2 separate regions of the Homo sapiens genome follow, and region 1 is linked to region 2. The links are chromatin contacts, found by Hi-C or POLR2A ChIA-PET in ENCODE. All regions are on one chromosome and are shown on one strand. The core of a region is the stretch at or near the end of the contact, and the rest is flanking DNA. Distances in the headings are between cores, read along the strand shown. Region 1 holds the start of ADA2 (adenosine deaminase 2). Region 2 overlaps CECR2 (CECR2 histone acetyl-lysine reader).

What was found. Hi-C counts contacts between places; a loop is a spot of excess contacts on that map. ChIA-PET counts read pairs that join two places held with the same protein, here RNA polymerase II (POLR2A). Pooled maps may share reads with other maps.
Region 1: a map with no recorded cell type shows a loop between it and region 2 (8-fold over the local background). The contact joins the promoter of ADA2 here to the enhancer-like site in region 2. A Hi-C loop is called at or near these places in 8 of 37 single-sample maps with no recorded cell type and 4 of 50 pooled maps. POLR2A ChIA-PET finds 5 or more read pairs at or near these places in 4 of 52 experiments (H1, WTC11, activated T-cell and 1 more).

Annotation. Positions count from the first base shown.
Region 1 is chr22:17,215,998-17,221,181 of GRCh38, forward strand. ADA2 (adenosine deaminase 2) reads right to left here and starts at 3,438. Exons shown (of 10, transcript NM_001282225.2): 1 at 3,359-3,438. RefSeq lists enhancers at 2,815-3,175, 3,016-3,085, 3,096-3,225.
Region 2 is chr22:17,432,926-17,438,803 of GRCh38, forward strand. The region is part of intron 1 of CECR2 (CECR2 histone acetyl-lysine reader); the gene reads left to right. Among named protein-coding and RNA genes, the nearest start is that of CECR2, 66 kb to the left of the region's middle. RefSeq lists a silencer at 1-145 and an enhancer at 2,641-3,201. Within about 2 kb of position 3,871, at least 5 of the 41 ENCODE cell types and tissues checked have a DNase peak (open chromatin) inside an H3K27ac peak, as active enhancers do.

The DNA of each region.
Region 1 (5,184 bases), core at 2,188-4,687, 220 kb before region 2:
CCAACATGGTGAAACCCCATCTCTACTAAAAATACAAAAATTAGTCAGGCGTGGTGGCGTGCACCTGTAATCCCAACTACACAGGAGGCTGAGGCAGGAGAATCGCTTGAACCTGAGAGGCGGAGGTTGCAGTGAGCCGATATCGCACCACTGCACTCCAGCCTGGGGAAGAAGCAAGACTTCATCTCAAAATAAATAAATAAATATAATAATAAAAATTATCCATGTGTAGTGGTACACACCTGTACTCCCAGCTACTCAGCAGGCTGAGGTGGGAGGATCACTTGAGTCTGGGAGGTCAAGGCTGCAGTGAGCCATGATGGTGCCATTGCACTCCTGCCTGGGTGACAGAGTGAAACCCTATCTGCCCCACTCCCAGGAAAAAAAAAAACCTACAGTTAGATAGAAGAAATAAGTTCTAATGTTTCATAGTAGACTAGGGTGACTATACTTAGCAATAATATTATGTATATTTCAGAGTAACTAAGACCGGGCATGGTGGCTCATGCCTGTAATCCCAGCACTTAGGGAGGCCGAGGCAGGTGGATCACAAGGTCAGGAGTTCAAGACCAGCCTGGCCAACATGGCAAAACCCTGTCTCTACTAAAAATACAAAAACTAGCCATGTGGCGTGTGCCTGTAATCCCAGCTACTTGGGAGGCTGAGGCAGGAAACTTGCTTGAACCCAGAGGGCAGAGGTTGCAGTGAGCCGAGTTCGTGCCACTGCACTCCAGCCCGGCAACAGAGCAAGACTCCACCTCAAAAAAAAAAAAAACACACACACACACACACATATATATAGAGAGAGAGACTCAAATAAAATGGATTAAAGTTAAAATAAATAAATAAATAACAAATATAACCAGAGCACAAGATCATAAGACATGCTTCAAACTGAGAAAGAAACCAAAACAAAACACACAGAGATAAGGAACTGAGAGGAAACAAAGCAACACAGGAAATAAAAGAAAAACCTGAAAGAACTGTAATTAACATCCTTAAAGACATAAAACATTGTGTGTGTAAAACAGGAACAGGAGGTGATTAAAAAAATGAGAATTAGAAAGAACTTTCAGAAATTAAAAACAGCAAAGCCGAATGTTTAAAAATTTACTAGCAATATTAAAAATGAAGTTAAAGAAAATATTTTTAAAAGTAAAGCAAAATAGGAGAAAAGAAAATGAGATGATTATTGGTTGAAGAAATCCAACACCCAAATAACAGACATTTCAGAAGGAAAAAGAAAAAAAAAACAGGTGAAGGAAATAAGCCAATAAGGAATACAAGAAATTGCCCCAGAACTGACAGTCTTTAGATTGAGTACCTTGCACAGCACAGTCAATCATTCTGTGGCCACACCAAGGTACAGCATCTTGGTATTTCAGAGCATTAGCATTAGAAAGGATTATCAAAACTTGCAGAGAGCAGCCAGTTCAGGGTGGCAACGAGCAGGGACTGAAGGAAGGAAATGTATTCAGCATCTCCTCACACAAGGCTCTATGCTGCTCCTTTACCTGGGTTATCTATTTGAATTACATTTAAGAAGGGGCAGTGGCTCATGCCTATAATCCCAGCACTTTGGGAGGCTGAGGTGGGCAGATCACTGGTGCCCAGGAGTTCGATACCAGCCTGGGCAACATAGCAAAACCAAAATACAAAAATTAGCCAGGCGTGGTGTATTGAACCTGTAGTCCCAGCTATTCATGAGGCTGAGGCATGAGAAGTTCTTGAACCTGGGAGGCGGAGGTTTCAGTGAGCCTAGATTGCACCACTGCACTCCAGCCTGGGTGACAGAGCAAGACTCTGTCTCAAAAATAAATACGTAAATAAAATTTTTAAAATGAAAATAAAACGATTGTTTCTCTACACTTGAAAGTATGATACAGCATACTGGAACATGTCAAGACTGTAAATTAGGAGACCTTAGGAACAGCCTCAAATTAGTATCATTCTAACTGTGCAACCTTGGGCAAATCACTAACGTCTCCAGATCTCAGTGTCCTCACCTACAAAAAAGGTAACTTGGACAAGATCAGTGGTTTTCCAAGTGCAGCATGAATATCATCAGTGGCATAAATACAATCTTAGGTGGCTCACAAATGGATAGGGGTTATGTTGACAGATAGGTAATTTTAAAACATGTATTAGCACATCAAACCCATGATATCGTAACTATTATTGTTTTTGTTGAAAAATTTTTAAGTTAAAGAAAAATATTAAGTAAATAGAGGTGCAAGGATATGACAAAAATGGAAAGTTTGCTACTCATTAAATCATTTTAATATCCAAGATTCTTCCCAGCTCAGTTATTCTGTAGTACATCAGATAGCAAAGAAAATTTTAAGAAGGAACTAGTATCAGCAATATGCAGTTATGGCAGAAGCTGTACCCCCAAAATCAGAGTGCTGGACGTCAGCAGAACCCCTTTAACTTCATTAAGTCCTTGACTCTCTTTTTTGACCACGGTGTTTGCCTGCTACTAAAATCTCTAGGGCAGGAGCACGGTGACTTCTATGTCACCATCCCACCTACCCCATGCCACATTCTCCATCAACAGCCCCGCCCCTTGTCCCTGTCTCCCTGGTGACACATAACAAAGGCCATCAAGCTCCCAAATCTTCAACTCCATCCTCTCCAAGAAGGACCCCAAAAGCATTTGTGTCCCAGCAACTGTGAACTTTTCCAGGCTGCCAGACAGAAGTTTATCTAATGGTGGTCAAGACCTGCCTGGTTGAATACTAGTAAAAACAATCCTTATTCACAATTTATTGCTATATCTACTTCATCTTCTCTCCTCCACAAGATTTTCCTTTTACTTTTAAAAGAGGATGCATGAAAACTTCATAAAGTAGTTTGCTTCCAGACTAAGAAGAAAGGAGGCTGGGTGTGGTGGCTCTGCCTGTGATCCCAGCCCTTTGGAAGGCCGAGGCAGGCAGATCACCTGACGTCAGTCGTTCAAGACCAGCCTGGCCAACACGGTGAAACCCCGTCTCTACTAAAAATACAAAAATTAGCCGGGCGTGGTGGTGGGTGCCTGTAATCACAGCTATTAGGGAGGCTGAGGCACAAGAATGGCTTGAACTCGAGAGGCAGAAGTTGCAGAGAGCCGAGATCGTGCCACCACACTCCAGCCTGGTGACAGTGGAGTAGGCCACATGCATCTGTGGTCCTGAGTAAATGCCCTTGGGCCCATTTTCAAAAGCCTGTTGGGAGAAAGCCTGTTACTCCTCCACTGAGAGTCTCAGACCCAGCTCAGATGGAGACAGGGAGAGGTGCAGGTGGATCAAGCCCAAGCTCCGGACTTCCCAGCTACCTCCTGAACCTCATCATCCCACAGCTCCCAAAGGACCCCAGTTACCTCGGAACAGCTCCAGAAACTGAGGGCTGTTTGCTCAGCGCCCCAGCATCTGTGCAGAGCACCGGAAAAGCTCACCAACTGTTTCACTTCCTGTTGGGGTAGGTTTTATTTCCCTCCAGTGTGCACCAGGGATCCAACTAGAGGCCGGGGAGAGGGGCTCTGCAGTGCTGAGGCAGCCAGAGTGGCAAGTGTGTGGCTTACATGCATGCTTGCTGTGTGCATCTGAGTTTGATGTGGGGGGCTTGTGCGCATGTTCATGTGGGTGTTTGTGTGTTCGTGTGTGTTTCGGTTTATGTGCATGTGGGGTTTGTTTTTTTTTTTTTTTTTTTTTTTTTGTAGACAGAGTTTCACTCTTGTTGCCCAAGCTGGAGTGCAATGGCGCAATCTCAGCTCACTGCAGCCTCCGCCTCCCGGGTTCAAGCAGTTCTCCTGCCTCAGCCTCCCGAGTAGCTGGGATTGCAGGCGTGCGCCACCATGCCCCACTGATTTTTTGTATTTTTAGTAGAAATGGGGTTTCACCATGTTGGTCAGGCTGCTCTCGAACTCCTGACCTCAGGTGATCCGCCCACCTCGGCCTCCCAAAGTGCTGGAATTACAGGCGTGAGCCACCATGCCCGGCCGCATGTGGGTTTATTTGTGTTGGAGGGAGGGTGTGTGTGTGTTTGTGTGTACTGTGTCTTTGAAAGGTCCACAGCATGTTGGTTTTGGAAACAAGCACCGCAAAGAGGCACTCCAAAATCTGTTCATGAACTCTGGGAAGTTCTCCTTCCTCAAAATGTGATTGTGGACTGTGGGGCAACCCATTAGACAGAGAGTAAAAAGTAGCTATAATAAAATATATGTTTTAGGGGGGAAATCAGGGATGCGGGGACAGGACAGTAGAGGGGGCAGGAGGTAGGAGACAAGAGCTGGGGTGTGAAGAGGACCAGCAAGAACAACGCTCCAAGGGACAAGTGGAGCAGACAAGGCTCCTGTACCCAGGACGGTCAGAGTCAGACCTCGCTTTGTAGCTGGCCTTAGCACTGTAGCAGTGGGGCCTCGACCAAGTTGTTTCAACTCTCTATACTTCAGTTTCCTCATCTGAAAATGTGGATAATAAAAGCACCCACCACAGAGGGTCCATTGTCAGAATTAAAGGAAAAACACATGCAAAGTACCTGCCACATAGAAAGCTCTTGATAAATATTAGCCATGACTATTCTTAGAAGTAACTATTGGGATGCCTCATCCAAGCCAATTAGAAATGCAGACATGGGAGGCTACACCAGGGACCTCCATGTCACATGCATGGTCTAAAGACTCGATTGCACCCCACTCCTCCCCAGTCCCACTCAAATCTACCCCCAAGACCCCAAATCTACCCCCAAAAGCCCACGGCAGTTTCAGTTCTGCAGCTCCCATACATCTGGAGCCTTGATGCTCCTTTTTGTCATTTTCTCCAAAAAGTACCAAGGTCATTCATTTAATAAACAGGAAGAAATCCCAAAGTGAAAACACAGAGGGGTCAGGGATTCCCTCATCAAGAGTTCAAGACTAGGCTGGGCTCAGTGGTGCATGCCTGTAATCCCAGCACTTTGGGAGGCCGAGGCAGGTGGATCACAATGGAAGGGGTTCGAGACCAGCCCCTACTAAAATACAAAAATTAGGTGTGGTGGTGCGCACCTGTAATCCCAGCTACTTGGGAGGCTGAGGCAGGAGAATTGCTTGAACCCTGGAGGTGGAGGTTGCAGTGAGCTGAGATTGCACCATTGCACTCCAGTCTGGATGACAGAGTGAGATTTTGTCTCAAAAAAAAAAAAAAGAGTTTAACACTAATTTTTTGAAAG
Region 2 (5,878 bases), core at 2,621-5,120:
TATTGATGACAGTCAGATGCTTTATTGTTACCCATAAATATAACACATTCTGTATGGTGTTTTTCCTGGTACATTTCTAAGCATGCACTCTTATCACCGAGCTACATCCCCACCTCGTGTGTTACATTTCTGGTTGCCTAAGTACTGCACTGATTTTTGGGTGGAATCCTTTATCGCTTATATCGTTGGCAAACTGGAGAGTTAATTCTTTGAACTGATACGAACAATATCACTTTCTGGTTAAAGTCAGTATGTGTGTGAAGGCCTCATATTGCTGTATTTAAAAAATCTTTAGAAACACTTTTCACATGTAGTCTGTCTCAATAATAGTGTGTAGATTTTAAAGGAATGCTGTTAATATAATACCCAGTTTGGGGAAAGTTTATGTGTAGAACTGATAAAGGTATTTTAAAGGTTGTCAGTAACACATGTCAACTCAAACCATGTGTTGATTTGCTCAAAGAAGTTAAAATTAACATTTTAGAGTTACATTCTCCCCTGTCATCACATTGTTTTTGTCTTCCTTATTGTTGTTCTTTAAACAGACTCTGGCTCTGTTGCCCAGGCTGGAGTACAGTGCCTCGATCACTGCTCACTGCAGCCTTGACCTCCTGGGCTCAAGTAGTCCTCCCACCTCAGCCTCCCAAGTAGGTGGGACTACAGGTGCGCACTGCCATGCCCGGCTAATTTTTGTGTTCTTTGTAGAGACAGGGTTTTTCTGTGTTCCCCAGGGGTGGTCTTGAACTTTGGAACTCAAGCGATCCACCCACCTCGCCCTCCCAAAGTACTGGAATTACAGGCATGAGTCACTGTACGTGGCCTCCTATCTTCACAGTGTTACTGTGAATATCCAAATACAGTTGAATGCATTATCAAGGAGGAGCTATTGCTGAAAATTGGTTCTTTTAGGGGGAGGTGATGAAGAAAGCTTAGCTATTATGATGGTTTTTGCAATACACAACCTGTTTCTGTCATACTAAAATTTCATGGTTTGGGGACAATGGGGAGCGAATCTAAAAAGATTCCTTAAAAGGGCGGTAATGAAAAATAGGTTAAGAAATAGTTCCCTGGGCATAAAACAGTTGCTAGAATATAACTAAGGTCACTAGAGATCATTTAGTCAGACCTTTTCCCCCAGTGTTTTAAAGTAAGGCACAGAGTGAAATAACGTATTTCACTTACTTACTCTGTGTCAGGCCACTTTTTCTGTCCATGAGGGTAAAAAAAAATGAAGAGGCCTTTTGCTTCTCTTGGGAGAATGAACAGTTAAAGCATGGTGTGACTATTGTTCTGTCAAGGTGAGTGGGAACACAGAGGAAAGGCCACTCACGTTAAGTCAGCTTGAACGAAGGCGAGGAAGGATCCAGGAGAGGTCATGCTCTGAGTCCAGACCCATCCTTCTAGGCAGCTGTAGTGGAATTTAGTTGTTTTCCAAACTTGAGTGTTTGAGAACCTTGGATTGTTTAATTTGAAATGCAGCTTCTGAGGCCGGATTCTGGAGACTCTGATGCAGGCAGTGCAAGAATCTTGCTTTAGGATTCACCGCTTTACATGGTGGCAGTACAGTAGGCCTTCTTCACGGGCAACTTAAGTTAGTAGTCTAACTTTTCTTTTTGGACACTAACCCTTTAGGCTGCTGCCTTAATCACTTTCCGAGCAGTCTAGAAATAAGTTCACCCCCACCATGGATTAGAACCCCCCACTCTTTTTATGCCCGCACCCCCCCTGCTGCTCCCCGTAGCTAAGCTGTCACTCCTGTCTTGTTTTATGTTCTGTTTGTGTGTATTTTCTTGAGCACTTTCTTTTGTGGTCATTTTGGGTGTGGGATACCTTTACCTACTGCTGTTCAGAATAAAGGCAGTGAGTCTCATCTTTTTACCTAGTCAGAGAGTATTTTGTTGAATCCTGGGTGTTACAGTGAAAGGATAGTGTCAAGTCAAGGGGGACTTGAGAGCAGCCAGCATTATCTGGCACTGATGGAAAGAAAGGAAGGAACACACATGGGGTATTGTTGAAGTACGAGCTAACCTGCTCCTCATTGATGTAGGGCTAATGTCGAAACTCAGAAGCCTGCAGGGCCAGACAGGTAACTTAATGGAGGGGATGGGGCCGGATGTGCAGTTAATGAGTTGGAGGATCCATGTCCAGTCTAAGAGGCAGCCCCCTGTTAGTGCCAGCTGAGTCATGAAGAACTGTGAATCAGTCAGACTTGATTTTTCAAGCAAAGGGAGATACCCAGATTTTTGTGTAAGCTCCTCCAAAGTTTTTTCTTTCTTTCTTTCTTTTTTTTTAATGTTGGACAACCAGTGAAAAGCAAAACAAAACTACAGACCAAAACAAACGTTGCTGCCTGCTACCAGTTTGCAATTTCTTATGCATTCCATGAAACTGACTAGTTGACAGTCTTTTCAGATTGACAGTCCATGAACAGGAATTTGCTAATATTTCTAAGACTCAGACCTTGGCAGAAAGATCGGAAAGCAAGGTAGAATTTGGAGACCGGGTTTTATAATTGTAAGATCTCACTTTTGTGAATTGCTGATTAGAATTCACAAAAGTTAGATCCATGGTGCAGTGCCTCTTCTCTCATCTCTAAGTTTAGGAAGCCCTCAGCACCTTTTGAACTGTGTAACCTGACAAGAAAGATGTCTGGGGAATTAGCAAGTTCTATTTTTGTTTGGTCCAGTGAAAATTCTGGACAGGCCACAAACACATTCTAGGGAGTCTAGAATAGACTCCCTTGAGCTCTTTTAATTCTTAAAAAAAAAAAAAAAAAAAAAAAAAACAGGAGCAGGACCATCCAACTTAATCCAGTGAAACGGTGATTTTTTCTCATAGTCATCCCATCCCTTATACAGTGTCTCTCTGGCCAAATTAATTAATACATCAGATGTTCTGAAACACACTGTACTAAATTAGATTTGGGGTCATAGCTATGAATTATCAGTCATCCTCCAAGGGTGCTGGGCAAAGCAAAGGTAAATTTTTTGAAACTTTAGTTTCTTTCTTTTCTTTTCTTTACCTTCTTTCTTTCCCTTCCTCCCTCCCTCCCTCTGTCTGTCTCGCTCTGTCACCCAGGCTGGAGTGCAGTGGCACCATCTCAGCTCACTGCAACCTCCGCCTCCTGAGTTCAAGAGATTCTCCTGCCTCAGCCTCCTGGGTGGCTGGGACTACAGGTGCGTGTCACCACGCTCAGTTAATTTTTTATATTTTTAGTAGAGACGGGGTTTCACGGTGTTAGCCAGGATGGTCTTGATCTCCTGATCTCGTGATCTGCCCGCCTCGGCTTCCCAAAGTGCTGGGATTGCAGGTGTGAGCCACTGCACCCGGCCTTTAGTTTCTTGATGTACCATTTGCTGTTAGCTTAAATTATGCCAACTACAGCCCAAGCTTAATTCAACATTTAAATAAAGTTCTATGCACAATAATACAACACAGCACTTCTATTATAGCAACAACATTAGCTGTCTCTAGTTCCTAAAATAAGAAACTGGAGTGACGGAAGAAAGACTTGGGTTGCTTGTTCCCACCTTTGACTTGTAAACTTCCTTAATGGTCTTTCATCAGATGCTTAAGCTGCCAGAGTATCCCTTATGAATTAACCAGCTACTCTGTGGGAAACTGCTTTTGTACTACTTCCAATTCTGACAACCTTTTTCTCAAGTTGAGCTGCCTCTGTTCCTACTTCTGAAATGCCTGTGCAATGCTGACTGAGTTTGTCACCAGTAAGTTCTCCCCAGACAGGGAAGTCCTGCGGGACCAGTATCAGTCCTCAGTCAGGAAGAGGTTGTATAAATAGCGGGTGCTCACACTCTAGAAAAAGGGGCGGAGGAGAAGGTAAGTGTTGAGCCCCAGATGTGAACTCCTATTTTTGTTTCAGGGTAATTAATGTTTCCTTAAGTGAGCTAAGCCTTGGGCTCTTGCGCCTCTGGCTTTCAGGCCTGAATCAGCAATCTTTAGGCAGGAACTGGGGGTGGGGAAAAGGATTTTGTATTTCATGTCATCCCCAAATGAATGAAGTAATATGAGAGCAGCACTTTCTGAAGCTTGGCCTTGAGGCTGGAGAATGGGTTGTGGAAGGTGAAAACTTTCCTTTTAAAATCCTAGTGACTTGGGGAGAACTGGCCTCTGACAAGTCTCTTGCTGCAGTCTGATGACTGCAGCTCTCAGAGATGCTGTTGGGTTGTCTGGTGTTTGTTTCTAGTTCTCTGCTCGAGTGTTAGTGCCATTAGATGGTCTTGCCCCTGTCTGCGGTTCTGCCTTCCATGTCTTCCCCTTCCCCCTTGGCCTCCTAAATTAGATACATTCCCCCTCTGCTCCCAGACGTCTCCATCTCCTCATCCCCTGACAGAGCAATCATTTATCAAGTTGTTTCACGCGTTGTCGGGAGGGGGGCCCTGGGGACTCAGTTTGTTTCGTCCCTTTGTTGAAGCTCCACAGGATCGGCCAGCTTAGTCTCCAGCCAACTGCTGAGAGTTGCTGGACTCCAGGAGCAAATGTTAAAGGGGCCGCCTTTCATCTACTTGCTGTGACTTCAACCTTTCTATTTAAATTCCAGCTTATTGGAACTCACATACGTACACTTCCTCGACATGTTTTTGATCATATGATATTTCTTTTTCATTATGTACCTCCCCATCCATACCATCACTGAGGACCTGAAATAGATTTTTCATAGTATATTACTGTAGACATACTTTGTAAGTAGGAGTTCCTGCTTTTTTATGACTTCTTTTTATGTATGCTTTGACTTATCAAGGTGTCACACTGTTGACCATAGAAATTTCTAAATAGTATAGGGATTAAAAAAAATTTTAAAGTTTGTCAGACTTTAAAATGCAAGGTGAGCATCACTGCTTCTTAGCAGGAGTGATGAAGGTTTTCCATAGTGTCTACAAAGATAAAAGGAAAAATTTCCTTCGACTTCAAGGATGTATAGTGTGAATGTTAACCAATGTTGACCATGAATTTGAAAGATGGATGTTACTCACTGTAACTTAATAGTTTAAAAGGACAAAGTTTCTTTTGTGGAGTAATAGAAATGAGACTTTAATGTTAATGAAAATTTTTTTCTGTGATCTAGGAATATTTCCTCCCAGTATTTTATTATGAAAACTTCCAAATGAACAGAAAAGTTGAAAGAATTGTACATTATATTTGGGGTTTTAAAAATGCATTTCTTTAGCAAGCTGAATATTACATGCAGTAGTATCATAATGCATTGTAAAGTTATGCTTGGAAGCAAAGTAACAACAAAAATGCCCCAGATGACATGCGTTACAAACAGAACATTTCAAAAATGAGTCCCTTTCAACCTGAACAGGGCTTATCTTGTGTTTATTGTAGACAAGCTGAGCCCAGAACCTAAAGTTGTATAGTATTGAGAAGTTTAGTGGGGAAAATGTTTTCCTTTCTCATCACATGTTTTGGGTTGAAAATATTTAATCACTTTGATGAGACTTGTCGACTGACAAGTAGTTTATAATGAGAGTAAATTGTCCTTAGTACCGTGATTTGGTTCCTGTATATGGAGTCTCTTAAAACAACTTACTCAATTTAACATCAAAATGAGCCCAAAATGTTTTCCCATAAGGCAAGCTTGTCCAACCCACCTGCCCGCAGGCCGCCTGCAGCCCAGGACGGCTTTGAATGAGGCCAACACAAATTCGTAAACTTTCTTAAAACATTATGAGATTTTTTTTTTTTGCAATTTTTTTTAAAGCTCATCAGGTATCATTAGTGTTAGCATATTTTATGTGTGGCCCAAAACAATTCTTCTTCAAGTGTGGGCCAGGGAAGCCAAAAGATTGAACAACCCTGTCATAAGGTATGTCATTATTGGGATGATTTCCAGCTGAAAAACTTCAGTGTGTTATTT